Regions from separate parts of the Mus musculus genome. Here regions 2, 3, 4 and 5 are each linked to region 1. A link is a loop called in an ENCODE intact Hi-C map of the cell type or tissue named here. Cell type or tissue: left cerebral cortex. All regions are shown on one strand. Links, peaks and the distances in the headings refer to the core of each region. The heading gives the core; the rest is flanking DNA. Region 1 holds the start of T2 (brachyury 2). Region 2 holds the start of Mpc1 (mitochondrial pyruvate carrier 1). Region 3 overlaps Cep43 (centrosomal protein 43). Region 4 overlaps Sft2d1 (SFT2 domain containing 1). Region 5 overlaps Gm33799 (a long non-coding RNA gene).

Region 1 (5,863 bases), core at 608-5,607:
TACACGCAGACAAAATACCCATACACATAAAAGAAATCTAGCATTTTTGGTTTTGAGCCTAACCTTTAGTGGTTGAGCCATCTTTCCAGCCTAAACTAATTAAACAAATCAAAACCCCAAGGCATTTAATTGGATGTTTTTGCTATTGGCTTCTGCCAGTCATAATTAGGATTTCTATTGCTTTGATGAAACACCATAACCAAACAGGAAGTTGGTAGGGAATTATTTGGAATAACTCGGTATTCATCATGAAGGAAGTCAGGACAGGAGCTCAAACAGGGCAGGAACCTGGAGGCAGGAGCTGCTGCAGGGGCCATGGAGGGTGCTGCTTACTGGTTAACCTGCTTTCTTACAGAACCCAGAACCACCAGCTTAGGGATGGCACCACCCACAGCAGACTGGGCTCTCCCCACATTGATCACCAATTAAGAAAATGTCTTAAAGCTGGATCTTAGGGAGGCGATTTCTCAGTTAAGGTTTGCTCCTTACTCTAGCTTGTGTCGGGCTGACAGACGAGCCAGCCAGCACACTGCCCCTCCCCCACCGAATACCCCAGCCTTCACTTGCTCACGTGGCAGGCCCCTGCCTTCTGGAGGAATCTCAGTGATCCTGAGAGGCAGGAAGATGTTTTAGGGTTCCATCACTCTGACAAAATACCCGTGGAAATGAGAAAGGAAAGATTTATCTGGGCTCCCAGTTTCATAGTGGAGCAGGGTATGTGGACAGCTGAACTTGTGCCGGGTCAGATGGCAGCAGAAGGGCCTGCCTGCGGGATGGAAGCCTCCCTTCTCAGATGCTGCCACGTGGCCTGATATTCTTTTGCCACTCTCTTTGCTGGCAGCCCATGCTCCTGGTGGCTCCTCATGCATGCGTGTGTCCGTGTAGCCACGTTTCCTCTCACAAGGACAGTGGGTTAGATCGGGGCCCATTCTGTGATCTCATTTAACTCAGTGGGCCTCTTTCAAGGACCTGTCTCCAAATGCAACCATATTCTGAGGTGCTGAGGTTGGGGCTTCAACTTGTGACTACTGGGGACCGAGACTCAGCCTGAAAATTCTCTAAAGCCAGGCCATAGATAAAGCTGCAGGTATTGGGATGCTGTGCTCCTTTTGGGGCAAGCAAAATGCTCACAGCTTGATTATGGTGATAATCGCACATCTCTGGAAAAACCCCACCGAAAGCCCACTGAGTCACAGGCTTTCAAGGGGGGAGTTTTGAGTATATGAATCACATACCTCAATTTTTAAAACTATTTTTAATTATGTATATACATGTCTGTCTCTGTATGTTCCTGTGCATGCAGTCGGAGGCCAGAGGCATTAGATACCTCTGGAGCTGGTGGTTGGGAGCTGGGTCCTCTGTAAGAGCATGCACGCTCTTAATCTCGGAGGTGTCTATCCAGTTCCTGTTTCAACCTTCTGTATAAGAAAGCATCCTGCAAAAGGTCAAGAAGGGGTTATATAGGTGGCTATGGGGGAAGAGAAGGGAAGGGAAGGGTGGAATCTGAAGCCCTGTGATAGCAGTCTGCGATGACTGCCAGTCTCCCACATAAGCCCTAAGAATGCTCTGCCCCCATTGCCAGCGTCTTTGACAAACCACCTGCCAGGACTTCTTTCCACCATCCAACACCCCTCAGCCCCGTTGCTCAGCTACAGAAAACAGAGCATGGTTTGCTGCTGGGAATCACAAAGCCAAGAAACAGAAGGAGCGCGCTTGGTGGGAGGGGGCTGGGCTGGAGGCGGAGCATGTGGCCAGCCAGAGCCAGGCAGCGGCTGTGGTCCTGTAGCCCCTCCCTGCCTAGAGGATGCGGCTGCTGGGCTTAGAAAAGCAACTTCCTTTCCAGGGGCGTCTGGGAGACTCAGAATTGTCTTGCCTGCTTCCTCACTTTCTGTAACTGTTCCTGTGGTTTGCCCACTTTGAGCCTCAGCCAGTTTGCAGCATCAAGGAGCTGCTGCTTCAGTGTACTCTGTGAAAGGGCTCTCTGCCTGTGTTTCCTAACTGCTTCCAGAACTGGCTTGTGCATCTTTTTGTTTTGGGGTACACACAGGCACAGGCAAGCTAACTGTCCAACACGTCACAGTATAAAAAAAGTCTAACTCTGTTTTTAAAATGCTGTAATTTTAAAATTGACGCACATTTTTGTTGTTGTTGTTGTTCCTGTGACAGGATGGCCCAGATCTTGAGAGACCATTTTAAAACGCCAAAGAAACACAGGGGGTGTCACACCCAAGTGGAGGACAAAGAGAAGGCAGCACAGCAGACCTTGCCGGAACAGGTAGCCACTATTTGTGTCGTTGTGAACAAAGGGAGCCAGTCTTGTCTTTGATCTTTCTCTATTTAACGGCTCAGTAAATATTCTGACCACAAAGCTACAATGAGCAGCGGGACATACCACTGCACACTTAGAACGGCAGTCAGTAGCTCCAGACAATTAAAACTGTAAGAACGTAAAATTACAACAAAGTTGTTGGGTTTTTTTGTTTGTTTTTTGTTTGTTTGTTTGTTTTTTGTTTCTTAAAATCAGTCTCAGTCTGTCATCCGAGGTCGCATGGTGAATGAAAATAGCTCAAAAGAATTATATGGAAAGTCTATGAACAAAGGCTCCTTGTTCTACGGCGCCCTCTGGTGGGGCTGAGAGGAAATAGCATTTCTGAAGCGAGGGACACACGTGGCTTAAAACAGGCCCCAAATGCTTCCCTGGCGTCCATTCCAGTCACTGTGACACCAAGGATCAAACTCTGCAAACCCTCCTGTGTTCTGTGAATCGTTTCTTTTTTATTTATTTATTTTTTTGGTTTTTCTTTTCGGGATAGGGTTTTTTTCTGTGTAGCCTCGACTACCCTTAAACTCCCTTTGTAGACCAGGCTGGCCAAGAACTCAGTGCCACCCCCACCTGGCTTGCCTTCCTTCCTTCCTTCCTTCCTTCCTTCCTTCCTTCCTTCCTTCCTTCCTTCCTTCCTTCCTATTTTAATTATTTTACCCTTGAGTTTTAAAATCCAGAAACTTGAGGTCTAGAGGGGAGACTGTGTCTCTACCTCAGGTAGATACTGAGACCACGGTTCTGAGTCGGAGGACCCTTCCCACTCCTCTGGATCCCCAGCTAATGAAGGGAGAGCAGGCCAGGCAGTTAGTTTTGGAGACTTGGTGGAGGGAATTTGGTTCCTTTGAAGGAGGCCAGTGGCCACTAAGGTGGGTGGTGGATGGGAGACACTGGGCGGCATCAGAAGTGGCCGCTGCATGTATCGGGCAGCAATCAGGCTGCAGGGCACAGGGACACGGCTAAGCATGTGGGGTTGAGGAGCAAGACCAGAGTGTACAGACTCTTTCCTGGGACCCCGATTCTGCCGTTTGGGCCCAAGCAGTACCAATTCACCCCTCTGTTTGGTGGTGAATGGGCTGAGGCTGTGAGCTTAGGGCCTGTGCACCAGCGTAGACAGAAGAATGAGGGCTGGCAAAGACAGGGAAAGAATTGGAACCATGAAGCCATCTCAAGAGTCTTAGTGCTCTAGGACAGGGAGTGGTCTTATTTGGGAAGGAATTCATTTGACCTGCTTGGTACTCACCTGATACATCAGGCATTTGAGACTCGTGGTACACAATCACCAACTGCCCCAGATTTCTGTATCTCACGGCTGACTAGATTTCTAATTAAGCACAATGAAGAAAAACACCCCCTTCATTATTGTTCACAGATTAAAGGATACTAATGAGAGATCCATGGACTTCTAAAACAACCAAACCCCCATGGTTCAGTACCAGAAAACGCGTAGATTTAGTCTTCAATGCCACACACCCATCTCACAACCCCTGAAGGCCCACACATAGGCACACATATACAAACTCGAACACACAAAGACCAAGAAGACATATTTTAAAAGATGGCCAAGCTGGGTGGTGGTGACATATACATTTGATCCCAGCATTTGGTGGGGGAGAGGCAAGCAGATCTCTATAAGTTCAAGGCCAGCCTGGTCTACAAATTGAGTTCTAGGACTGCAAGGGATACACAGAGAAACCTTGTTTTGAAAAACCCAATAAGAAAAAAAAAAAGATGGCGAGACAGAAGCCAAGCTTCATGGTGTAGGGTGGAGCCATGGGAGCTTCAGAGTGAACTGTCCCTGTTTTAAAAAAACCTCTTTGTACACTGGGGAGAGAGTCAAGTGCTTTCTGCACAAGGATAAGCAGCCAGGTGTGAGCGCACACCTAACCTGTGATTGTAGCATTGGGAAATAGGGATGGCTGGATCCCTGGGGTTCACTGTCCTGCCAGCCTTGCCTGCTTGGTGTGTTCCAGGCTGTCCTGAGGGACAACACCCGGGGTTGACTGTGGCCTTCACATATACACATTGTGCACACACACACACCCATACCACACCTACTCTTACACACTTATTTAATAGAGAGAGAAACAGGACTGGAGAGATGGCTTGGTGGTTAAGAGCGCTTGCTGCTCTCTCAGAGGACCTGGGCTTGAGTCCCAGCATCCTCCTGGTGGCTCATGACCATCCTTGACTCAAGTTCCAGGGGATCTGGCACTTTCTTTTGGTCTCTGCCACAATTGGAACACAAGTGGTGAATATATACGCATGCTGGTTAAACGCCTTTCCATCATTATGGCTTCTATGGCTGTGTTGAAGCACAATGGCCCAAACAGGGGCTATGAAAGGGTTGATTTATCTTACATCTCGCACTCCACCATCTACGGAAGCCATTGCCATGAAATTACAGCTGGAATCTGGAGGCAGGAACTGGAGCATATGCTACAGAGGAGCCTGGCTTATTATGTTGTATAAAATATGGTATGATGGAGCAGGAGGGGAGGGGTGCCTTAGTGGGCCCATGCAGAGGCACCCCCTGAGATACCAGCCGTACTGATGGGCCTAGTATAAAAGGAAGTTTATTTGAGACCTGGGAAGGGGTATGGAGAAGGGAGTAGAGGCAGAGAAAGAAAGAGAGGAATAAAGGGGGAAGAGAGAGAGAGAATAGACGGAGGGGAGGAGGAAGACAGAGGGAGGGGTAAGGGAAGGAGAGCCGGAGAGGGAAGAGAGATTGACCATGAGCAGCCCTTATATGACTGGCTTACTGGCTTGTACCTCCAGATGCTAGGTAACTGTTGGGCAGAGCCTAGAGGAAATGCTAACACTGCTTACTGGCTTGATTCCCCACTGCTCGCTCAGTTGGCCTTGTAATACCCAGGACCAACCAGCCAGGGGCGGCCCCACCCACATTAGTCATTAAGCAAGAAAATGTACCACAGGCTTGCCCACAGGCCAATCTAGTGGGGCATATTTTCTCAATTGAGATTTCCTCTCCCCAAATGACTCTAGCTTGTGACATAAAACTAGCTGGAACCATACTCATACCTATTATTATTATTATTTTATTATTAAAGTACAGGAGAAACAACTTAAAGACCTGGCCTACAGTGGTCAGCTGTGTGAGAGCTTGTCCCATCTCGTACAGGAGAGCCCTCTAAGAGCCACTCAGCAACCTCACCTCTAGGGTTCTCTCCAGATATCGCTGGCAGAAGGGCAAAATAAGCTGAAGCCTGTGTTGTGGACGACAGGTTGAGCCGTGTGGCCACTCTGAAGTTTTACACATCTGAGAGAACAGTAAACTTGGGCACTCTGGTCTCTAATGAGGTCTTTTCCTAGCAGCCCCCCCCCCCAGCTGCTACTGGGCCCCCTGGGGTGGACCCCTCAAGCCCACCCTTGGGAGAACAGTTAAGTTTATGAACCTTTCCTGGGGCAGGGTGGGTAAGTAGCTGACACCTTTCGAAGAGGTCACTGATATGGAAATAATTCCTCCTGTCACCGGCTCTCCAGGCCCGAGTCAGTCCCCAAACCTGCCTCAGGGATCTCCCA
Region 2 (5,863 bases), core at 335-5,334, 89 kb before region 1:
TAGGACCTCCTAGGGTCAATAGCCCACATGGCTCTGGGAACATCTCTTTCCACCCACAATTGGTACCTTCACTCATGCTTTAACCGGGGTATTGACACATGTAGGCACAGGCTACTGCAGAACTTTCTTTTGGTCGCAGTGGGTATCATGACTCAGACATAAGCTTCCTAGACTTTCCCCGCTGTGTCTGACCCAGTGTGAACTGACTTCCATCCTTGCACCTTAGTCTCTCAAATGTTTCTAGATCTAGAGACCACTCAGAAGCATTATTCTATCCATATAATGAAACACTGATTGATCGATTGACTGATAGAGTCTCACTATGAAGCTCTAGCTGTCCTAGAATGCACTAGGTAGACCAGGCTGGCCTCAAGCTCAGAGATCTGCTTCCTGAGTTCTGGGATTAGAGGGGTTCACCACCATGCCCAGATTACAATAAAACATCCTTTTAACAGAAGATGTCACAAGTTCCAGGCCAGCCAGGGCTACACAGTAAAAAAAAAAATTACTTTCCTCCATCTCATGTCCCTTCCGTTACACTTAGGGGTAGCCACTGTCAGTGTTGTCCCAATATCTTTGCACACAAAAACATCGCTGAGCACAAATGAGTAACATACTTTATACAATAGTCCACACATTTTTTCCTGCAGATAAATACTATAATTACTTAGCACTAGAACATAAATAACTTGTTTTCTTGCCTAGTCGCTATCTAAACCAGACTGGTCTCAGAACTCATAGGAGGTCTGCCTACCTCTGCCTCCCACTTGTTAGGATAAAAGTGTACACTACCAGGCCTGGTTTATTACTAATTTGCAGTTATTTAAGACAGGATGTCATGTAGCGCAGGCCAGCCTTGAATGGGTCCTCTTTTCTCTCTCACCTGCTAAGTTACACACTATGACACACGCTGGAACGCCTTGAGGATTGTTTCCATATTAAAATAAGCTCCACAAACTAGCCTTTCCAGGGACAGCTCTAGAAAGGAATTGCTGGCCAAAGGGAATGTCCATTCTTAATACTTATGCATTCCCTTGAGTGTTTGGTTTAACTTCCTATATTCATTTCTGCCAGTGCATTCCAGACTTCATATTCCCCAGTGGCATTCTAAATTACTCAACTTTCCTTGATTTGAGGTATAATCCCCAAATTGTGCTTTTGTTGTTGTTGCTGTTTGTGTGTTTTTTTTTTTTTTTGTTTTGTTTTTTTTGCCTGGCCTTGTTTTTTGTTTTTCGTTTTTTAAATTTTGTTTGAGACAGGGTTTCTCTGAGTAGCCAGGGCTACAGAACTAGCTATATAGACACGGCTGGCCTTGAACTCAAATCCTCCTGCCTCTGCCTCTGCCTCTGCATCTTCGGTGCTGGGATCAAACTCATTTGCCACCAAGGCCCGCTTCAGGTTCGGTTTTGGTAAGGAAGAGAGTCCCCTCTATTCTCGGAAGATTGTTAGAATAAACCGGCAAAAATTAAATCTGAGAAAAGCTGCACATATTTACTATGCATAGAAGGGGAAAACCACAGAAGATTACCATTCGTTTAATAACTTTCGCCCCAAGCCCCACCCCGAGGACTCAGTGGTGACCTTGAACTTCCCACCACCCAGCCTGGTTTACGGCAGTGCTGGAGATGGAACACAGCCAGGGCTTCCGGAGCAAACCTGGCAAGAGCGCTGCAGTCCGGGCCCTGCAGACCCTTCCCTATAAGGGGAAGGTCGTCTTCAGCCTCCTTTTGGTAAACAAAGACTGACACTGGCACGAACTCAGGGGACGGGCCTTAGCGACCCTTAGCGCGGTGTGGCCTACTCGGGTGTGGCTGCGAGCAGCCTGAAGGCAGTTGTGTTCTTCACGCGATCCGGTTTACGGCGGAAGGGATTCTGTCACCTTTCCTCTCCTCAAGAGTGGTAGTGGTGACAGGAAATGTAGCCAGGCCCTTCTCATTACCTCCGGCTCAACTCTCTCTGCATTCTGCCCCCCCCCCCCCCGCCATGTCTGGGGTGTGGCTCTGAGCCTCTGCGGGTGTACAGGCTAAAGCTGCAGTATGCACGCTCCGGGCACTTATGTAACCTGTGCTTTCCACACGTGGGCAGCCACACTTCTGGAGACTGAGGCTCTTAGCTATTTTTAACTGCCTCCCTCCTCTGCACTCGGTGACTCCATCCCAAGCCGGTCGCCGCCGGTTTGCAGGATCTCACCGTCTCTGTGCAGCCGCCCGCGGGGCAAAGGGACAGGCGAGGGGTGACAGGAGCCCGACCTGCCCACCACGCCCCGCTGAGACCCCGGAAGCCTGCCCAGGACCCCCGGGCAGAGGAGTGTCACCCTCGCAGCCCCTAGCAACCGCCAGTCGTCCGGGCCGCCGGGCCCTTTTACGACGGCAGCCCCGCGGCGCGCACCGCCCCGAGGGCAGGCGGGGGGTGTGTCGACCGCGGCAGCCAATCCCGGACGCGCTCTGCGGTCTAGCGCGTTCTCATTGGTGGAGCGCCGAGCGGTCGTAAGGCTTCTCCGAGTGTCGTGAGGCGGGCGCTGGGGTGAGAGCGCCGAGGGCCTCAGCCGAGTCCACAGCGGTGTCATCTGTCTAGGTAGCGGCTTCACCGCCAACGGCACGGCCATGGCTGGAGCGCTGGTGCGCAAAGCGGCGGACTATGTCCGGAGCAAGGACTTCCGGGACTATCTCATGAGGTGAGCGTCATGGTAGGCCGTGGGGGAGCCGCCCGCTGCGGGAAAACCCTGCGGCGCCGTGCCAAGGTAGGAGAGCGGCGCACGGGTGGAACGCGCTCCTACCGGTGCCCGAGGGGACGGCGCTCCCGAGGGTACAGCAAGTGACCGAGGGGATGGCGCTCCTACCTGTGACTAGGAGGGCAGAAGGGACAGCGCTCACACCCGTGCCTGAAGGGACAGCAGGACTCAGGGGACGTAGCTCCCACCCGTGACCTAAGGGACCGCAGGTTACTGAGGGTACAGCGCTCTTGGTTAAGGCGACCTAGGGAATGGCAGGTGACAGGGAACAGCTCCAGCCCCGCGAACTGAAAGACATGGTGTGACTGGGGACCCCGCCCCAACCTGTGCCGGAGGGGACGCCTCTCCCACCCATGCCCGAGGGGACAGCGCTCCCACCCGTGACTGAGAGGACGACAAGTGACCGAGCGGACAGCGCTCCCGGGCAGGACGACCCAGGGAATGGCTGGTGACAGGGAACAGAGCTCCAGTCCTTGACTGAAAGACGCGGTGTGACTGCAGGGACGCCGCTCCGGCTCGTGACCGACCGGACGAACACCGCTCCTGGGCAGGCAGTCAGGATGCCCTTGCGTGGGTTGACGTGGGGACACTGGGTGCTACCATCCCCCTCCTCGTCTCCCGGCCCGGGACTTGGCGGGAGCGGTGCTGGAATGTGCCGGGATCCGGGTAATGGGAGCTAGAATTTGCAGCACAGAGGGCGGGGTTTTTTTTTTTTTTTGGTTTTTTGTTTGTTTTTTTGTTTGTTTGTTTTCCATTTGACGGTGCTTGGGGGAGGGGGACCGGACAATCATGTGTCGCAGCCACGCAGTGCGTCTGAGAAGAGGCATTTACTTGCAAGGTGTGTGTCCCGAGGGCTTGACATTGAGAGGTTGAAGAAGCACTTTCCAGAATTCATTTTCAGTTATAATTTCCTGGTGCCTGATTCTATTTTAAGGATCTCACAAAATTTAGAAACCGATTACAATATTTCCAAGCATAGTTTTATTTTCTTGTGATTTTAAAGTTAGATAAGTGGAGGGCTGCTTTTTAATTTTCTTCTCAGTGGTCAATACCGAGCCTGCCAGTGGTGGCATTCGCCTTTAATCCCAGCACAAGGGAGACAAGCTGGAGGATCTCTTGAGTTCAAGGCCAGCCAGTCTACAGTAGTATTGTAGTTAATAGTAAATACTTAGTGCCTTGAGTTTCTACAACTGTCTTACTCATCCGTCTTCACCATCTTGATTAATGTCTTTTCCTTTGCGAGGCGCTTCTGTTTCCCTGGGACCCGCCTTCATGCCTGGGCTCAACCCCCAGTGCACCGTGCTGCTGCACTTGATTTTTGATAAGACTCAGATCAAGAACTTTCTATATTTCTAGGTCTGTTTTCTTAACAGTCCCTCAGTCCCTCCCCCACCCCCGTTCTTTTTTGTTTAATATTGAGTCTCAAACTCAGGTCCTGTGCCTTAAAAGGCCTACAAAGTTATACCCTCAGCCCTCGATTCTTTTTTTTTTTTTTAATTTTATGTATTTGATGTGAACCTGAGTATATGTACCTATGGAGGTCAGAACAGGCATCCTGGAACAAGCATGCAGACAGTTGAGAGCCTTCATGTAGGTCTGGCAATGAAAACCAGCTCTTTTGTAAGAACAGTAGCGTCATTACCTGCTGAGTCATTGAGTCATATATCTCCCCCCCCCCCCCCCCGAGACAGGGTTTCTCTGTGTAGCCCTGGTTGTCCTGGAACTCACACTCTGTAGACCAGGCTCAACTTCAAACTCAGGAATCCTCCTGCCTCTCCGCCTCTCTCAAGTTGCTGGGGTTAAAGGCGTGCGCCACCACTACCTGACTCCAACCACTTTCTTAGTTTTACTTTTGGGTGCTTTGTTTTAAAGATTTATATTTTTTTATGTATATGAGTACAATGAAGCTGTCTTCAGACACACACAGAAGAGGGCATCGGATCCCACTACAGATGGTTGTAAAGCACCATGTGGTTGTTGGGAATTGAACTCAGGACCTTTGGCAGAGCATCGCTCCAGCCCTGTTTTGTTTTTGAGACAGGATCTCTACATATCTCTGCATGTCTTGGAACTCATTAGACCAGGCTGGGCTTGAATTCACAAAGATCTTCCTGCCTCGCAGCCTCTCTCTCTGCCTCTCTCTTTGCCTCTCTCTCTGCCTCCTGCCTCTCTGCCTCCTGCCTCTGCCTCCTGAGTGCTGGGAATAAAGGTGTACACCACCACATCTGGATTTTCAAAGTCTTCTTTAAAAAAACTATTTCCTGCTGGGCGTGGTGGCGCACGCCTTTAATCCCAGCACTCGGAAGGCAGAGGCAGGCGAATTTCTGAGTTCAAGGCCAGCCTGGTCTACAGAGTGAGTTCTAGGACAGCCAGGGCTATACAGAGAAACCCTGTCTGGAAAAAAACAAAACAAAACAAAAAGATTTCCTTATGTACCTTACTGACAGAAAGTTTATATTTAGAGCAGAGGTGACTGTATATATACACACACACACACACATATTCTCCTTTCTCTGTCTCTCTCTCTCTCTCATACACACACATACTTGTGTATGTATGTATCACATGTTATTTAGGTGGAACCCAGGTTGTCCAATGCTTTAACAGTATGCTTACAGCTCTGAGGTTAGTGAGATGTTGGCAGTGAATATTCTCAAGTTAATAAGGTGTTCTAAGTTGACTTTCACTTCTGAGTTCCCAGGAAGGCTTTGTTTATATTATTTACCCAAATGAAAAGTTGTAGCAGATAAAAGGAGTGCTTCCTAAACATGGAATATTAGAGTTGGGGGTAACCTAGCACTTTGCCTGCCACATGACCAATTAGATGATATTTAGAGCAATTAGAAAACCTGAGGTCTTTTCAATGCTCAACTTGTGAGGCCAAAACGGGGTTGATGTGTAGAATAATGATGCACAGGATGGTTTGAAAGACTTGCAGGGTTGGGTATTTTTGGAATACCTTTTGGGGAGGTAGAGACTGCGTGGGGATGAGACAAATTCTCATTGTGTGGCCACAGTGGGCCTGGAACTTGCTCTATAGATCAAGCTGACCTTGAACTCACAGAGAGCACCCTAGAGCTGGGAGTAGTGGTGTGTGCTGCCACACCCAGCCTGGGCTCATCAGACATTAGG
Region 3 (5,863 bases), core at 337-5,336, 180 kb before region 1:
TTAAGAGTGTTGCTGCTGCAGAGGGCTAGGCTCAGTCCACAGCATCCACATGGTAGCTCTGCCTCCTGCCAGGGGCTCCAATACTCTCTCCTCCTTGGGCACCAGACACACACATGGCACACATACATACTATACATGCAGGTAGAATACTCATGCATATAAAATAAATAAATCTGAAAAACAGTTAGATACTATTGTGGTACTTATGTTTTCATAAAGTAATATTCAAAAATATATTGTTTTACAGGAAACATGCTTATTTAAAATAAGTATTTTAAATAATATTTTTAACATGTTCCTTTTTAAAAACTGATTGCCAGGCACTGGAGAAGATGAGGACTATGCTGATGATTTTAATAGGTAAGAAACACCTTGAGGTGAATATATGAATCTTTAAATACTTTCTGAATACAGATATGGCAAAATTACATTGGGTTTATTTGGTGTTTAATTATCTTTTTCATGTTGATTGAAAGTACAGAAAGATAGTTACTCCAAAATTATATGTTGGAGTGACTTCTTCATCTCACAGTACAGTACAGATGAGTATGTACGCCGTGTTGGGGCCGGGGGTTGGAAAAAATAAAGAAGTGGCTGAGATGTTGTTAGCCTGTCACTCAAAACCAAATCGCTAGCTTATCCTAAGGCACATTTTTGTCTTTGGGGGTGGGAATCATCTGAGTTTGACTTTAAGCAAAACTGCCTTCTTCAATATGACATTACTTAACATTTTGTTTGAGGTAACTTTCTTGTATGAATTGCCTTTTAATGGGAAAATAATATTTGTTATAGATAGGATTAGAAAATTCAAATAGCATGTCTGGGTATTTTGACACTTTTCTTTTGCTTAGAGATTCCTGTTTACTACTATAATTTATTATACTGTGTTTTAGAGATAGCAATAGCATATGACGAGTGGCATTTGAGAGATCAGGTTTTCCCTGTGATTGCCTCTGCAGCCCTTGTCAGCTTTCTCAGATGTTATATATGAAGTTGATGTTTAATGTTGGTTTTGTATGGTATTTAGAGGGTTAAGAATCTCTGGAAAGTTTGAGCAATAGTAGTTGTTCTTCAGAGTTCTTTGTCGTTTTCCCCTCTTTTAATTAGTGCTAGCCATCGCTCAGAAAAAAGTGAGCTAAGTATTGGTGAAGAGATTGAAGAAGACCTTTCCATGGGAGTAGAGGACGGGAACACCAGTGATAAAGTAAGGGGCCACAGTCTGGGTGTGTCTGTCCACTTAATGACTTGTGAGGCCTAGGAAATGTATATGACTAGTAAAATATGGTTGAAAATCACAGAAGTTGATGACACTTACATATTCCAAGTCTGAAGCAAACCTTTAGGGGTCTGTGAGACTCGGCTATCATTAGCTGGTACTTGTGCTCTGGCAGGCCTCTCTGGACTTGCTTCTGATTAAGAGTGGCCACAAGGGATCAGGACTCGAGTCAGATGTTGCCTCTCTTAGGGTCACAGGTGAGGTTCTGTTTCCTGGGAAAGGTGGGGGTGGGATGGACTTCTGGTCATCTCAGGCTCCCCAAGGCAGGAGAGCAAAAGGAAACAGCCTTTACTTGAGGTTAAAGCCCGGAATCCATTGTTAAGATCCACACTGGAGCTTTTCACCCAACAGAGATAAGCTGCATCATCTCTGTTGTTCACAACTTGGGTGGGTCTGCCCTCTCGTGTCATGAGATAACTAGAAGATGCCCGAGGCCTTCAAAAAAGGTGAGTGTAGGCTGAGTTCCGATTATCACACAAGGAGAAGGCCTTCAAGAAAGATGGTATTTTAGAAGAAGTAAGCAAATTTTGAGTTTATGTTATTTTTATTGTATTGAGTTCCTTTGTTGTCTGGTTTGGATTTTTTGAGATAGGGTCCTTGAACTTAATATGTAGCAAAGGCAAGCCCCAACCTTGAACCAAGTCTCTTGCCTCCACCTTTCAGAAGCTAGTTGTCTTAGGTAAGCATGAGTCTTAACATCTCAGTTTCTTTTTGTTGGCGTGGTTTATTTTTTCCATTGTTCTTGATTGTTTTTTCGTTTTTTGTTGGTTTGGGAGGTGTTTTTTGTTGGTTTTGTTTTTTTTTTTAGATTCAGTCTCTGACTGTTCTGGAACTCACAGAGATCCGCCTGCCTTTTGTCTTCCAAGTGCTACCACTATGCCCAGCTTTACCAGTTTCTTTTATAAGGTGAAAATGTTAGCACTTAAATGACACCAGGCGAGAGACCGTCTGTAATTACTACCCCAGGATATAAGATGGGTTCTTCTCTAACCTTTACACCAGTTACCATCCAGAAGAGTCAAACAGTTTGAAGTCTTATCAAAGACTATACTGAGCATTATTATTTTTGTGTAGCATTTGTAATGGAATTCATGTTAGAGGTCAGTTGCTAACTCATCTTCTTGGTGATATCACAGATTTCAAAACAGAAACAAGCAGGCGAGCTGGGCAATAGAGCACTTAGGTAGCAAGAGTGAGGCTTGGGTTTGATCCCCAGCAGCAGCCAGCAGTAACTGAGACCGGGAGGCAAGAGGAAGAAAAACAACTACTGTTTTTCAGACTTTCACAGCACTCAACACTTTGACCACCATGATTTAGCACTGTGCGGGAGAGCCTAGCCAGAGCGGTCGGGCGGGAGAGAGAATAAACATCCAAATAGCCAAGGAAGAAATCAGATTGACATTGTTTGCAGCAAGCTTGATCAGAGTGCGTATAAAATAGAAAGGAGTCCACCTTAAGCTATTGGAGCTGACTCACAGACTGAGCATAGAGCAGAGTCACACAGGAGTCAGCAGCACTGCTGAGCCCAGCAGCTCAGTGGAGACAGACGTCTCCTGTAGATGATGACAGATCTTTCTTATTTATAGTTCCCCACCCACCCCGCTCTTGTCTCTAGTCTAAAATTGGCTTTAATACAGTAGTCAGTTGTCTTGCAAATACAATGGATTACGTTAAGGAATTCATTATTTAATAACAATTAGTAAAAAGACATACAGATCCAAAGGATTCTGGATTTTGCAATGTGTGGGCTTTTTTGATTTTCTTTTTAAACAATACAACAACTTTAAGGTTATGTACAATAGTTACAATTTTCTTTGTGACAGAAAGTTGTATACCAAGACTGCTGTTTGGCCATAGGAGAGAAGGAGGGTGGTTTATTTGAAGAGATTCTATTTTTAACATTTCCTATATCCAAAGAATAACAAAGAAAGATGCAAAGGGCCAGATGAGCAGAGTTAAGAGAGTGTCACAAAGTTTGCAGAGGAGACTTGTTCTCACCTAGTGTCCCTGTTCCCCATAAGCCATCTCTAGTCCAGGGCTGGCCCCCCCAAGCAGACTTTAAAAGATAAGTTATATGTTTATAAATATATACGTTTAAATCTAACAATATACAGATTGATTCAGACTTTGCTTATACTGATTTTTCTCTTTCTTTTGGACAACAAAGCTCGATGACCTCACACAAGACCTGACTGTTTCCCAGCTCAGTGATGTTGCTGACTATCTGGAAGATGTTGCATAGACAGGAAAAGGAAGTATTCTGAGCAACAGAGGACAAACGAATCACTGGCTCCATTTTCCTCAGTCACTCTTGCTGGAATGTCCGCTCCTGCTGGTGCCTTGCATTTCAAAAAGACTGCAGATATTTTTAAAATTAAACTTTTCGGTTTAGTAAACATATACTTCCTATATGAGCCATTTCTAGGAGATTCATTCTTCTGAATTTGGTTTAACTGCATGGCTCCAAGGAAATCATCTGTAGTCAGGCTCACTATAGCAAGGGAACCGTGAAATATCAGTGTTAAAGAGCAGAAAGAGGGTCAGTACAGCCATGGTTTGTGCCACTATGTGTCTGTGGCTGCTCCAGGGAGCTCGCCCACTTAGTGTGTATCAGGCGGGTTAGCCCAGAGTTGGTGAACTGACCTGGTAAGTCCATGGTGCTGAAGAGTATCAGTACAAGGTAAATTGATCTATGAACTTTATTTTGTATCTCCTTCCATTTGGAAGGTTTGTTAGACCATTACGGTTATATTCAAGTACTCTGTACTCTTAGTTTTGCTTGTTTTAAACTAGAAATGATTAGTACTCTTAATTCATAGACTTGTCAATAACAGTTACCAGTTAAGGTCACGTTCTTCCTGCTGTCTGTAAGCAGCTATAGTCACAGATTACTTCATTACAGTCGTAATTTATTATTTTTAAAAATGCCTTGAAACATTCAATACCAAAATGCATCTGAAACCATTAAGCAGTGCTTTTATTTCAGATCTGTAAGTTGATTATATTTAAATCCAAATTGGAGTGAAATAGTAGTAATGGCCTAAGACCATGCATATTCAGTTTGACAAACTTTGTATACTGTACATAATTGCATTGTAGTTCTTTAAAAATAAAGCCAATAGTAGAATTCGTGGCAGATCTAATGTACACTGTTTATGTAGTACTGCAGCGATATAGGACAGTGGCGTCTGTAATGTTAAAGTATTGAAAATGTACAGATAGAAACTCAGCCCAGTGCATGAGTCATACCACTAAAATTTGGGACTGTGTGAAACTTAGGTGCATTTTATTTCAATTATGACTATTAAAAGCTACCTTTATTATTAAAAGAGAAATTGGACATCACTGATCCATGGTGAGTGAGTGAGTGAGCAGGTGCTGTGGTTTGTATCAGTGCCACTTTCCAGTCCATAGTGCGTAAGCACATCGACGTTTATCAGGCGTAAGTGTAGAGGAAGTGAAAATATAGTAATAAAGACTCGGGCTCTCTGACAACAGAGTCTGGCTTTTTAAAACTTAAGTGAAACTGAGCTATAATCATCAAGAGGAAGTAGGACAGAAACAGAGGTGTCCTGGAAGCCCTGGGTACTTAAGTTCTTAGTCTGCCCCATGCTTGACTCTTCGGATCAGCACTGGATGAAGATGCTGTCGTCGTCTTGTTAGATAATGCTGTGCCCTGTCATCTCTTCAGTACTGTGGAAGAGCCTGGGGCTGCTGAGCATCTGGAGTCTGGATCAGATGTGTGCCTTAATATTTGGTAGGCACTCCAGTTAGTGAACTGGCCTGCAAGCATGGCAGGATGTGGCTTTGTATATTTGAGGAAGACTTTCCAACAGTCAAATGTGAAATTTGAGACTTTCTATTACCCAGTGACTGACCTTTTGGTAAGTCTTGAGAGGGTGGAAAGAAAAAGCAGGCTTCAACTTTGTGGTCAGCACTACATGCAGGTATTGAATACTTCTAAAAATGTGAAATTCAACAGGGAAGAAGTGGTTTCTACAGTATTCCTTGCTTAGATATTGTTAACCTGTTAAACCTTAATGTGTGAAATGAATGACAGGTTCTGCATGTAATAAATGTCTCTTTGAACAGTGGATTAAAATGTTGGCCGGCAGTATCCTCCATTTTACAGTGTTGGTTTTTTTGTTTTGTTTTTGTTTTTTAAATGCTCTACTTTGCTTTGTAAAATGCCATTTCATTTTGATGAGCAACCATCTTGCCCCTCGTGTACTACAGCAGCAGATGGTGCTCCTGCCTCCCTTGTTCTTCGTGCCATCTCAAGCCTCTGTTCACTGTCCTAGAACTGGGTCCTGCAGGCCCCCAAGCTTCTGCACCCCACAGCTTCTCAAGGTGCTTGTATTCACCTTTCCTTGTCTGAAATGGCTTCCTCGCAGCCACACAAGGGTGATTTTCAGTAAAAATGTCACACTAGACTAAGTACTCTCTCTCCACTTAGGTTTATCCTTGTGTTTGATTTCTCTGTTGTGGGAGACATGAACAAATGTCATTCACCTAGATAGGATACCCAAGAAACCATTCAAGTCTGGTTCGGTGAACTTGTCGGTTTATTGGGGCTAATTACAGAGC
Region 4 (5,863 bases), core at 566-5,565, 57 kb before region 1:
CCTCAGCTGTGTTGATCCAGTACTCCCATTTTCTTACCTTTTTAAAGATTTATTGTTCCTTCATATGTATAAATATTTTGCTCTCCGAGAATGAAAGGTATGACAGTAATGAGGGACAGGGGTAGAATGTCATGGTGGCCTTGAAAGTATTATGTGTCTGGGGAGGAGCATGGGCCTAGAGGGAAGAGTGCCTAGCACACTGCTTGTCCTGCAGGATGTGTGGGAAGAACGCATGCCCTCGGGGAGGATAGACCACAAGGTGAGAGATACTTAGAAGTTAGTGAGGACCAGAAAGTTTGTGTAGAGTTCAGGGTGTTCTGCGATTGTGGGTGACCAGGCTTAGTAGGGCAGTGGGGTGGTGACTTCTTGTACTGCAGGATGGAAAAGGTCCTATCTATGGAATAGGATGGTCACCCAGGTGCAGGTTAGACAAGGGTGTCCAGGCACCCTGGAAATTGAGCTACTCCGTTCTGCTGCAGAGAGGCTTGAGGGCCAGGATTGACTAGAAGCTAGGGTTCCAGGCCCTCCTTGGCAGGTATCTAGGACATCTTCCTAGAGGGAAAGGCCTGAAGCAGGCCTCAGAGAACCCCATCCTGCTCGCTCTCCCACCACTGTGCTTCTAGAGTTAAGCCCAGGTTAGCTTCTCAGACCTGCACGTACCTAGTCCCTCCTCCACCTGCCAGGACTCTGTGCTTCAGGTGTTTCAGCTTCCTTGCCTGAGTCCTTTCTTAGCTGTACAACTTGGCAGTCTTTTAGCAAGGTCATTCTTTCTGGAATGCTCCAACCTGGCTCTTCTAGTGGAGTCAGCACTGAATGTCTTCAGAGAGACTAGGCTGTTCCTAGTTACCCTCCTATTTGCTCTGGCTGCTGTTCTCACCATTGACCGCCCTTCCCCATTTGCATGTAAGGCCTGTCTGTCCTGCGACCTGTCATTGAAGCCTAACAAGTCTCTGCCATGAACTGTGTGTTCATAGACTTTGACCAGAACTCAACGACTGGGGAGCTTAGAAACCACAGAAGTTTAATTTTTACTATTCAGTCCCAAGATCATGGTCAGAGTGAAATCTTTGTCTCCCAAGGGTCACCTTCTGGTCTGTGGATGTACCATTCCAGTTTCAGTGCAAGGGGTGTGGGAATTCCCTGGGAAAGGAAACTAATCCCACTTCCAAAGGTTCTGTTGCCGTGTCTGAATGCCCCTGAGGCTCTGTGTTCTAGCACCAGTGTCTGAAAGGTTAGGATTTGGGGGAACCCTAGGTGCACATTGTAGCCCAGCACGGCAGATAACTAGTCCATGTTAACAAAGGAAACGGCCATGTTCCACCTTCAAGTTCACTGCATGGAAGATGTTAATAAAACCCCCTGTTATGTAAGCCAAGCAGTGGCTCTCAGAAGACTGACTATGACCTACCAAGGTGCTGTGAAACATTTAGTTACTGTGATGGTTCCTATATGCCAGGCTCAAGGAGTGGCACTATTAGAAGGTGTGGCTCTGTTGAAGTAACTGTGTCACTGTGGGTGTGTGCTATAAGACCCTCATCCTAGCTGCCTGGAAGACAGTATTCTGCTATCAGCCTTCAGATGAAAATGTAGAACTCTCAGCTCCTCCTTCACCACGTCTGCCTGAATGCTGTGTGTTCTTGCCTTAATGATAATGGACTGAACCTCTGGACCTGTAAGCCAGCCCTGATTAAATGTTGTCCTTATGAGTTGCCTTGGTCATAGTGTCTGTTCACAGCAGTAAAACTCTAAGACAATTAACGTTTTTTTTTTAATCATAACACTCCAAAAATTCATGTGGTCTCTGAGTTGAGTCTTCTACATGTTATTGAGCTGCCCAGTTGCTGAGGCCTCTACATAGTTACAGGATTAGGACAATCACAGAAAAACACCGAGCAGTTAAGGTTAGAGAATCAAGCCTTTCAGGCCCGTCTTCAGGCCTGGGGTACACTGTGTGAAAATGAAAGGTCACAGCCAGTGAGGAGCTGCAGGTCAGGACTGCGGCTCCCTTTAGAGCCTATGGTGCTCCAGGCCCATGTGGAATGGCAGCTTCCCAGGAGGTTCATGGTCAGTCCTCAACAGTCACATCCAGTGCTGTGTTCTGAATGCTCCCCAAATTCATATGCTAAGGCCTAACTTCCAGCATGACAGTCTGCTTTGCTTAACAGGGAGACCATTTGCCCCTTCTATCATGTGTAGGAGCAGCAGACACCTTGTCTATTAACACTTGATCTTAGATTCACAGTTTCCAGAATCAGGAGAAGGAAGAGGAGGAAGAAGAGGTGGTGGTGGTGATGGTGGTGGTGTTTGTTACAGCACCTCGCATACTGGTTTGTTTGTTTTTTAGACAAGGTGTCTGTGTGGCTGGCTTGGAACTCACTATGTGGACAAGGGTGGTCTTGAACTCATGAGTTCTTCCTACCTCTGCCTCTCAAGTGCTAGGATTAAAGACAGGCTCCGCCATGCCTGATCAGCATATAGTATTTGTTTGTTTATAACCAGGAGCTGAGCCCCTCACCTAGCTCTTAGAAGAAGCACATAGTTGTTCTCAGTGTCAGGAGTGGCTGGCTGGCTGTGGAGGCTGGAGGGAGGTTTTTTTTTTTTATTTTTTTTATTTTTTAGATTTTGTTTCAAGGAAGTTCCTGAAGCAGGCCTGAGGGGTGGGACCCTAAAGCAGGTAGGCAAATGTGTGCCTCCCTGGGACAGGTAGGAAGAGTCTTTTCCCGGGAGCCAGAGCAGGGGCCTGGTGCTCTTGTAAGTAAGTGGATGTCCTAGGTACTTTTCTATTGCTGTGATAAGACAACATGACAATGGCAGCTTACAGAAGAGTTTATTTGAGGCTTACAGTTTTGGAGTGTGAGTCCATGACCGTCATGGTAGGGAGCATGACACCAGGTAGGTGAACATGGCTCTGGAGAGTAGTGGAGAGCTCACATCTTGAGAGACAACATGAGGCAGAGAGCTAACTGGGAATGGCATGGACCTTCCAAACCCCAAAGTTCACCCCCACCCCAGTGACACACCTCTTTTAGCAAAGCCATAGATATTAATCCTGCCCAAACAGTTCCACCAACTGGGGGCCAAGCACTCACAGTATGTGAGTGGATGGGGGCAGCTGTCACTCAAACCTCAATGGGAGCCATGAGCTGCTGCCTTCAGTTCTCTGTGCTGTCAGTAGGTGGAGTTGTCAGCTCAGTGAGGGGCACTGAAGCAGAACTGGGAGGCTTGAGGTAGCTCTAGAAAACAGGTTGGGGTGGGGAGACTGAAAACAGACTTGACCAAGAGTGGTGCTCAACATTATTGCCACTGAAGTGAGGAGGAGCTGAGGGCCTGATAAGGAGCCTGCGAGGCAGGCCAGGTAGCAGCTCCTAGGACATTGCTTATTTTTTTAAGACTAGTTTTCTTTTGTGTATATGACTGCTTTGTCTGCATGTGCACCATATGCATAGCTGATGCCCACTGGGGCCAGAAGACGGCCTTGGACACCTGGAACCTGAATTGGGAACGGTTGTGACTGCCATATGAGTGCTGGGAGTTGAACCTAGGTCCAGTGTATCTAAAAGTGCTCTTAGCTCCTGAACCCCAGCCCCAAGACTGGGGTTTTTGAACAAGGATTTCAGAGACAGAGGAACTGCAGGGAAGAAGGCTCTGGCAGTAAGTCAATGGGTAGGATGAAAGAGAAAAGCCACTGAAGATGGATTGAAGAACAGAACGGATGGGCTGTCCATGTTGAATTTGGAGAATAGGCAAGATCTACCATGTAGGTAGGATTGGCTTTGTGGCCAGGAATCCTGAAGGACAGGACCAAGGAAGCTGGTTAGGGGCAACTGGGGGGCAAAGTGGCTTTCTACCTCATAAATCCCAGGAGGAGAGGGGACAAGCAAGTGTGTTGCTCGGAATAGATGTGAGGAGCAGGGCCTTCCGCTTCTGCCGATTGCTGTCTTTTTACATGCCAGCCATTGTGGGAGAGATGGAGGGGAACGCAGAAATGAGGGCTTTCACTACATTGAAAGCCACAGCAAGTGTTCTGGAGGCATGGGCTCTGGGCTGTGTGGCTGTAACTCTCCCTGGCCCTGCAGGTGGTGTGGCCCTGGGCCTTAGTCTATCATCAAGTACAGGTGCAAAGCTGGGGTTACTGTGTGGTGCATCCATCCGTTCTCCTCATTGCCTGTGTGGCTGAGGAGTCAGTGTCAGGGGTTCATCTTTCAGCCCTGATTCCTTGCTGTGTCTTCTCAGTGGCCTCCTGGTCAAAGGCTTTACTGTCTCATGTGACAGCAAGAAGTTCTGAAGATGAAAAGTGAAAATTGTGTGCATGTATGACAGAGCATGGTGTTCTGATGTGTGTGACAGCAGATTATTTGTTAAGTGATGTACACATTTGGGGTGTCTTATTCTGTGATGAAAATACAGGTATTGTATAAATCCCTGGTAAGAAGGGGCATTGGGTATCCATAGCCCCATTCACCCAATTTACAACCACATGTCCAGTTAGGCTGTAGTGGGTGGAATTGCTGGAATCAGGATGTCTAACTTAAAGGGCAAAGACACTAAGAAACATTAAAGGTGGTGTGTTGCGCTGACGGAGCACTTTTCTCTCTGCCTTTCATGCTGCATAAGGATTCCCAGATGATCTGCTGAGGTAAGAAGTGGAGACCAAGGGGATTGCAGGCTGATGCCCACAAGTTCCTATTATGATTTCACGGCTGAGAATGTCCTGGCTGCTGTTCTTACTGCTCTTAGTGTATATCGTAGTGCCCATTAGAAAGTTCAATTTGGGGTAGAAATTCTTGTAAATTTCTAATTCTAGCTTTGAACTTGCTGTATAGCTGAGGCTGGCTCTCAACTCCTGATCCTCCTGCCTCTACTTCCCAAGTATTGGGATTACAGATAGGCACTACCATGCTTGGCTAAATTTCTAGTTTCCTCAAGGGCCCCAGAAGCCAGCTCGCTCCTTAGGCTAGAGATCCATTGCAAAGTGGTTCTCTGAGGACCCAGGCTCACCTCTGGGTGAAGCACACCCTTGCTGGGTGCCTTCCATTTCCCTCTCCAGGTCCCCCTGCTTCCTTAAAGGTCTCCACCGAGATCATCCTTGCCTCACTCCGCAGGCCTGGCAGAAGATGAGAGGTGTAGGATGAGCCTGTGTGCAGGCCCAGCTTCAGCAGTGTCCAGCATGCAGCCTACCTGGCTTTATTCCAGTTGAATCTTTACCATTGTGTTTTTGTGCCTAGATGAACATGTATGTGCTGCACCCAACAGGGAAGGACTTTATGAGACCTAAAAAGTACTGTGATTCTACCTACCAGGTTGTTTTCCAGCATCAGCTGATGTTCATTGTCCTTATAACCACAGAAGTGACAGTATTATAGAGTCAGGTCCATGTTAACAATGAATGCTGCCAGGTATGGTGGCACACACTTTAATCCCTGCACTTGGGAGGCAGAGGCAGGCATATCTCTATGAGTTCAAGGCCAGCCTGGTCTACATGGTGAGTTCTAGGACAGCCAGAGATATGCAGAGAATCCCTGTCTCAAAAGACAAAGAAGCTTGCTTACTGTAGTAGTCAGATTTATACATGCTGATCTAACTTTCTTAACTGTCCCTCTTTTCTAAGGTCCTGGATGCCTCATCCCTGAGTTTCAACACCAGGTTGAAGTGGTTTGTCATATGCTTTGTTGCTGGCATTTTCTTTTCATTCCTTGTGAGTTAAGGCATTGTCTTTTTTAATAGTCTTACATTGTTCTGAATGAATATTTTAATTTAAAACAAACAGAAGTAGCCTGCTGTATCTAAATGTTAGATTATTTTGATGGAACACAGTGACCTTTAATAAGTGTGTAAGGATTGATTAAAAATAAACAGAAATTAA
Region 5 (5,863 bases), core at 635-5,634, 110 kb before region 1:
AGAGATCTGACCCCCTCTAACCAATCTTGGGTTACTTTCCTCTTGATCTGGATGGCTTTTCAGCCTTCTGCATGAGCTAGGTACTGGGAATACAGAGATGAACAAGACACTGCCCTCAAGGATCTCACAGTCTAGCGAGGGCCTGGACACCAGCCATAATCACAGATCAGAATGATAAATGCTGTAGTGGAGATAACAATGAAGATGATGCCAAAGATGCTTTCTCCTCTGGTCAAACACTGGGCTCCTAAAGCATTTGTAGTTTCCTTTAAGCTGGAGACAGACCCGGACATCATAATCAGTCGGGCTCGGAATGCTTTGGAAGTTTACCAGCATCAAGTGGTGGTGGCCAACATCCTGGAGTCAATAAAGTCCTTTGTGATTATTGTAACCAAAGACTCGGAGACAGAGTTACTGCTGTCCGAGGAGGAGGTGGCAAAAGGCTTGGTGATAGAAGAGAAGATAGTAGATGACCTTCAGTCTCGACACACAGCTTTTATACGTGACAAAAACTGAAGGAAATGCTCCTCTAGGATCAAACACCAGAGCTCTTACCACTGATAGGAACTAAGATTGATCCTCTGTTAAGGATCAACCCAGTGAAGAAATAGTAAACGCGGTGTGCAGGCAAGCGCCTGCTGGGACTTCAGTTCTGAGAGTGAAACACTGGACGCTCTCCTGGATCTGGAAAGTGAACAGGAGTTCACAAAGAGGACTGTGGGATTGCGTGGTCTGCAGAGCAGACGGGCCAGGAGCCGCTGCGTGTTGGCCTACTGTAAGGTCATGGTGCGTGAATGGTCATGCTCTGAAGAAGTATTTATCAAGTGCCTACCATGTGCCAGGGCCTTTGTGAGCTGTGAGGGTCTGAAAGATGAATGAGCACATCTCATTTGGGAACTGGATGTACAAAAATTTATGTGCAATAAAGTATGTGCCCACAAAGGGACACTTGGAAAATAAATAAATAACTTTAAAAGTCCCACAGTCTTTGCAAATTCTTAAAATTTCAATCTCTCTTAAAATCCAAAGTCTTTACAGTTAGAAGTCTCTTCACTGAGGGTTCCACTAAAATACTTCCTCCAAGAGGGAAAAGCATCAGGGCACAGTCACCATGAAAAGCAAAATCAAACTCCAACTGTCCAATGTCTGGGATACAACTCACTATCTTCTAGGCTCCTCCAAGGGCTCGGGTCACTTCTCCAGCCTTGCCCTTTGTAGCACACACGTTGTCTTTTAGGCTCCAGCTGCCTGTACTCCACTGCTGCTGCTGTTCTTGATGGTCATCTCATGGTACTGGCATCTCCAAAACACTGCTGACTTCCGCTCTAACTAGGCTTCACCAACAGCCTCTCATAGGCTCTCTTCATGGTGCTAAGCTTCAACTCCTTTGCATGACCCCTTCTGTCCTGGGCCATCAATTGCAACTGAGGCTGCACCTTCACCAATGGCCTTCCATGGCCTATCCAAGTGCCGAGCCTCAGCTGCTATGCATGACCCACCCCTTCATGCCTTCAAAACCAGTACCACCTGGGTGACTCTTACACATTACCAAGCCCTGCTGCTGCACGAGGTACAACTTTGGCTATCTCTGGAACACAGCTTCTTTGTGCTCTCAGAAGCACTTCCCAGAAGATGTCACCTCAATGATGCTGGCCTCTTCTTCATCACCTCTAATTTCTTAGCTCCAGCTAACCAGCATCAATAGTCCCACTAATGCAAAAGTTTCACTTTAGTAGTTCTGGTATCTTGTTAATCACAGCTGATTCTTCAGCCCCAGCTAACCAGAACCAGAGAATCTTCCCAATCAAAATAGCAATGGCCCTGAAAAGAGTCTTTAATTTTCCCTCTGAAATTTCACAAGCCAGACCTCCATCTTCTACACTGTTCTCAACATTATCTTCCAAGCTCCTACACAACATCTGACAGAGCTCTTAAATGAATGGATCTTCAAGCCCAAAGTTCCAAAGTCCTTCCAAGTCCTCCCCAAAACATGGTCAGATTGTCACAGGAATACCCAACTCCTGGTACCAATTTGTCTTAGTCAGGTTTTCTATTCCTGCACAAACATCATGACCAAGAAGCACTTGGGGAGGAAAGGGTTTATTCAGCTTACTCTTCCACATTGCTGTTCATCACCAAAGGAAGTCAGGACTGGAACTCAAACAGGTCAGGAAGCAGGAGCTGATGCAGAGGCCATGGAGGGATGTTCTTTACTGGCTTGCTTCCCCTGGCTTGCTCAACCTGCTCTCTTATAGAACCAAGACTACCAGCCCAGAGATGGCACCACCCACAAGGGGACCTTCCCCCTCCACCCCCCCACCCCCCAACCCCCCTCGTGATCACTAATTGAGAAAATGCCTTACAGCTGGATCTCATGAAGGCATTTCCCCTACTGAAGTTCCTTTCTTTGTGATAACTCCCAGCCTGTGTCAAGTTGACACACAAAACCAGCCAGTACACCCAAGGCAATGCCCAAGGCAATGCTCCCTCCTGAGGCTGAGGCAGTTGACCGGTGCTCCCACCTGAGGCCTTTCTCTCCGTGGATGTGCACTGTGCTTCTTGTCCCCTCTGTGGGCTTTTTGTTGTTGTTGTTGTTGTAAGATTTATTTATTTTATGTATGTGAGTCCACTGTCACAGTCTTCAGACACACCAGAAGAGGGCACCAGATTCCATTACAGATGGTTGTGAGCTATAATGTGGTTCAGGGAATTGAACTCCAGACCTCTCAGACCTATCTCTCAGCCCTTCTGTGGGCATTTTTGTAGCATGATAAACCCTGCTGGAAATGGCCTGTCTTCTAGACAGTCTCAAGGAGTCAATGTCTTCCACGCCCTTTGCTGCTTGCTGGGTTTCCCTCTCCCAGACAGCCTGGCTCAGGACAGGACTGGTTATAGGAACTAGAGTCTACTTTCAACAAGTTTTAATCGCTTGTGATAGTTTCCCAATATAACGTACATTACAGCAGCAAGCTTGACCCTGTGGCTCTGTCCTTGGTCATCCTAGGAACACACATGTTCATGTTTCCTGCAGAAACTCACAGGAGTTTAACTCACAGGCATATAAGGTTCCACCTCAGACAACACAGGTACACCATGCATATACCTGACTGTTTGCCTTCATAAAATCCTGGATGTTCTGATTTCTGGAATATAGAGGGATCCAAAAAGATCTATAATGGTACAGCTGTTAACTCCACCATGTCTCTCTCTCTCTCTCTCTCTCTCTCTCTCTCTCTCTCTCCCTCTGTCCTTATCTGTCCCTCCCTCCCTCCCTCCCTCCTTCCCTCCCTCCATCCTTCCCTCCCTCTCTCCCTCCCTTAGTAGGAGGAACCTGGAAGCTTCCAGGCTATAGGAACGGAAATTTGAACTCAATCTGGGTGCCAGAGCCCAAATGCAGACAGGACAGACTACCGTCCCTGACTGGTAGCTATACACGTTCTAAGTGGGACTTTGGTGTTTTCAGGAATATGAAGTGGCCTTCTTGGACTTCTTTGGTGGATCTCTTTCTGGAACTTGACTAAGCCTCACGAGTTCTGTGCGTTTGCAATTTTACAATCTGCCACTAGAGAGCGATAAGTGTTTGCCTGCTCAGACCTGCTGGTATTTCTAGCCTTCCAGAGCCTTTAAGAGCTCTCATATGCAGGGATCCATCCCATAAACAGCTTCCAAATGCTGACACCATTGCATACACTAGCAAGATTTCGCTGAAAGGACCCAGATATAGCTCTCTCTTGTGAGACTATGCCGGGGCCTAGCAAACACAGAAGTGGATGATCACAGTCAGCTGTTGGATGGGTCACACGGCCCCCAATGGAGGAGCTAGAGAAATTACCCAAGGAGCTAAAGGGAACTAACTGCAACCCTATAGGTGGAACAACAATATGAACTAACCAGTACCCGGGAGCTCTTGTCTTTAGCTGCATATGTATCAAAAGATGGCCTAGTCGACCATCACTGCAAAGAGCGGCCCATTGGACTTGCAAACTTTATATGCCCCAGTACAAGGGAACGCCAGGGCCAAAAAGGGGGAGTGGGTGGGTAGGGCATTGGGGGGGGGTGGGTATGGGGGACCTTTGGGATAGCATTGAAAATGTAAACGAGGAAAATACCTAATTAAAAAAAAATTAGTTCCACGTAGGGGAATGAGGCGGGAGTGGGTGAGTGGGTGGAGGAGCAACCTCATAGAGGGAAAGGGGAGGGGGAAAAGGGGAAATAGGATGGGAGGTTTGTGGAGAGGAAACTGGGAAGGGGGATATCATTTGAAATGTAAATGAATAAAATGATTAATAAAAAAAGTCAGTTTCACATGAAAAAAAAAAAGAATTGGCAGTCAGTGGAAGCATGAAGAATCAGTCAGTATACTGTGAGAAGTTCTTAGGTGCTTTTCTCTCCATGAAGTGAAGACCAGCTAAGACCAGAGAAGTTGCAAGGCATTGCAATGCAAGAGCATCCTTCAAGGACTAGAAAGATGGGTCAGTGGTTAAGAACATTGACTGTTCTTCCAGACAATCTGGGTTTAACTCCCAGGACCCACATGACAGCTTACAATTATCTATAATTCCAGTTCCAGGAGATATGATGCCCTCACACAGACATATATGCAGGCAAAACACCAATACATATGAAATAAAAATAAAGTATTTAAAAAAAAAAAAAGAGCTCTCTCAGAAGGGCACTGTGCCAGACAGAGCCCCTAGGGGACACTGCCGCCAGCTTTTGCTTCTGGTTCCTTCTGCAGCCTGGACAGGCGACTGCTAGCCCTGAGTTCTGAGCAGAACATGGGGTTTGTTCTCTGATGGTCCACACTGGCAAAAGCTGAAAATCACAAATGTCACGATAGACCTGCACAGGTTAAAAGCATTGAGATGATCAGTGTGTGGCTTCGTTGGAACCCAAGGTGTTAACGCTGGTTGTCCCTCCAGTGGGAGGGCTTAGAGGCCTCCTTACCTAGTGAGCTGCTATGTAAGGACTTCAGGGAAGTTTGGGAGGTGAGTTGTTTTTGTTTTGTTTTGTTTCTTGTTTTTTGTTGTTGAAACAGGGTCTCCACTGAGTAACTCGGGCTAGCTTGAACCTCTGCCTCAGGTTCCTGAGCCCTAAATTAGAGGCATTTGCCAAGCCCTGTAATAAATACATTTACTTTTAAAAACAAACAAAAGAGTATTTTTAAGTGTGTGTGTCACACGCTTGTGTCAAGGTCAACCAATTCTCCTTCAGCCTTGTTTTTGAGGCAGGATCTATCTTGTTTCTGCTGCAGTTCCGAGTATGTGATTCTGGCGGATTCTTCTGTCTCCACCTTCCACCTTGGTAGGCATGCCAGGATTTCTAATGGGTGCTGCCACATAGAGATTTTTATGCGGGTTCCAAGGATCACACCAGGTCATCAGGCTTGCTGGTGGGCATCTTGACTGCTGTGCCATCTCCTCTCCCTGGTATAACACTACCCCCACCAAGGTCTGATCATTAATTTGTTACTCTTTTTGTTTTTTGAGGCAGGGTTTCTGTGCACCACCACTGCCAGGTTGCGACTCAGGACCTCTGAACCACCCGCCTTATTTGTTACTCTTAAAGTTCTGACTTAGACTGGACTCAGAAGTAGAAGCTCTCTCGGCGAAGACAGCCTACATCTCTTGGCAATCTGTTCATGGCATTTTCTTTGGCTTCCCTCAGTATCTTGGCCAAAAGTTTAGCATACCCACAGCCACTTAATGCATTGTTTCTTCAGATCAATACGCTGGCATCTCTGTAACAGGACGTGTGGAGTAACAAGATGCCAACTCATGGGTGCTTTGGTCCTGGGTTTCTCCCCTTCTTGGTTTGAGAGCTTTCTGATAACATATCGACAGGTATTTTATCTCTTTTTAAA

What was found. A loop is a pair of places that touch in the nucleus more often than their neighbours do. Peaks named below come from ENCODE experiments on the same cell type or tissue, not always from the same donor. Only the 100,000 strongest peaks of a DNase experiment are listed, where the experiment ranks them.
Region 2: a loop joins it to region 1, with 3.0 times the contacts of the local background. A loop is called at or near these places in 5 of 42 quality-filtered maps.
Region 3: a loop joins it to region 1, with 3 times the contacts of the local background. A loop is called at or near these places in 6 of 42 quality-filtered maps.
Region 4: a loop joins it to region 1, with 7 times the contacts of the local background. A loop is called at or near these places in 17 of 42 quality-filtered maps.
Region 5: a loop joins it to region 1, with 9 times the contacts of the local background. A loop is called at or near these places in 23 of 42 quality-filtered maps.

The regions. Positions count from the first base shown.
Region 1 is chr17:8,370,229-8,376,091 of GRCm38, forward strand. T2 (brachyury 2) reads left to right here and starts at 2,168. Exons shown (of 11, transcript NM_001161832.1): 1 at 2,168-2,275. The coding sequence starts at 2,168. In left cerebral cortex, for the core only: a CTCF peak has its summit at 2,640 (motif pointing left); DNase peaks (open chromatin) are centred at 968, 1,789 and 2,619; H3K4me3 peaks cover 1,333 bases; H3K27ac peaks cover 1,794 bases.
Region 2 is chr17:8,281,288-8,287,150 of GRCm38, forward strand. It overlaps Mpc1 (mitochondrial pyruvate carrier 1), which reads left to right and starts at 2,500. Exons shown (of 5, transcript NM_018819.5): 1 at 2,500-2,674. The coding sequence starts at 2,604. In left cerebral cortex, for the core only: a CTCF peak has its summit at 2,778; DNase peaks (open chromatin) are centred at 1,663, 2,114, 2,439, 2,971 and 1 more place; H3K4me3 peaks cover 2,955 bases; H3K27ac peaks cover 3,169 bases.
Region 3 is chr17:8,191,078-8,196,940 of GRCm38, forward strand. Cep43 (centrosomal protein 43) reads left to right here. Exons shown (of 12, transcript NM_201230.5): 10 at 321-360; 11 at 1,108-1,204; 12 at 3,444-5,393. The coding sequence ends at 3,518. Among named protein-coding and RNA genes, the nearest start is that of Cep43, 28 kb to the left of the region's middle. In left cerebral cortex, for the core only: no CTCF peak of the experiment used is centred there; a DNase peak (open chromatin) is centred at 2,789.
Region 4 is chr17:8,313,236-8,319,098 of GRCm38, forward strand. It overlaps Sft2d1 (SFT2 domain containing 1), which reads left to right. Exons shown (of 8, transcript NM_134114.2): 2 at 5,609-5,695. Among named protein-coding and RNA genes, the nearest start is that of 4930506C21Rik, 5.0 kb to the left of the region's middle. In left cerebral cortex, for the core only: a CTCF peak has its summit at 3,159; a DNase peak (open chromatin) is centred at 3,181.
Region 5 is chr17:8,261,276-8,267,138 of GRCm38, forward strand. All of the region lies in intron 4 of Gm33799 (a long non-coding RNA gene), which reads right to left. It also overlaps the pseudogene Gm8465. Among named protein-coding and RNA genes, the nearest start is that of Gm33799, 8.3 kb to the right of the region's middle. In left cerebral cortex, for the core only: a CTCF peak has its summit at 3,558 (motif pointing right); a DNase peak (open chromatin) is centred at 3,566.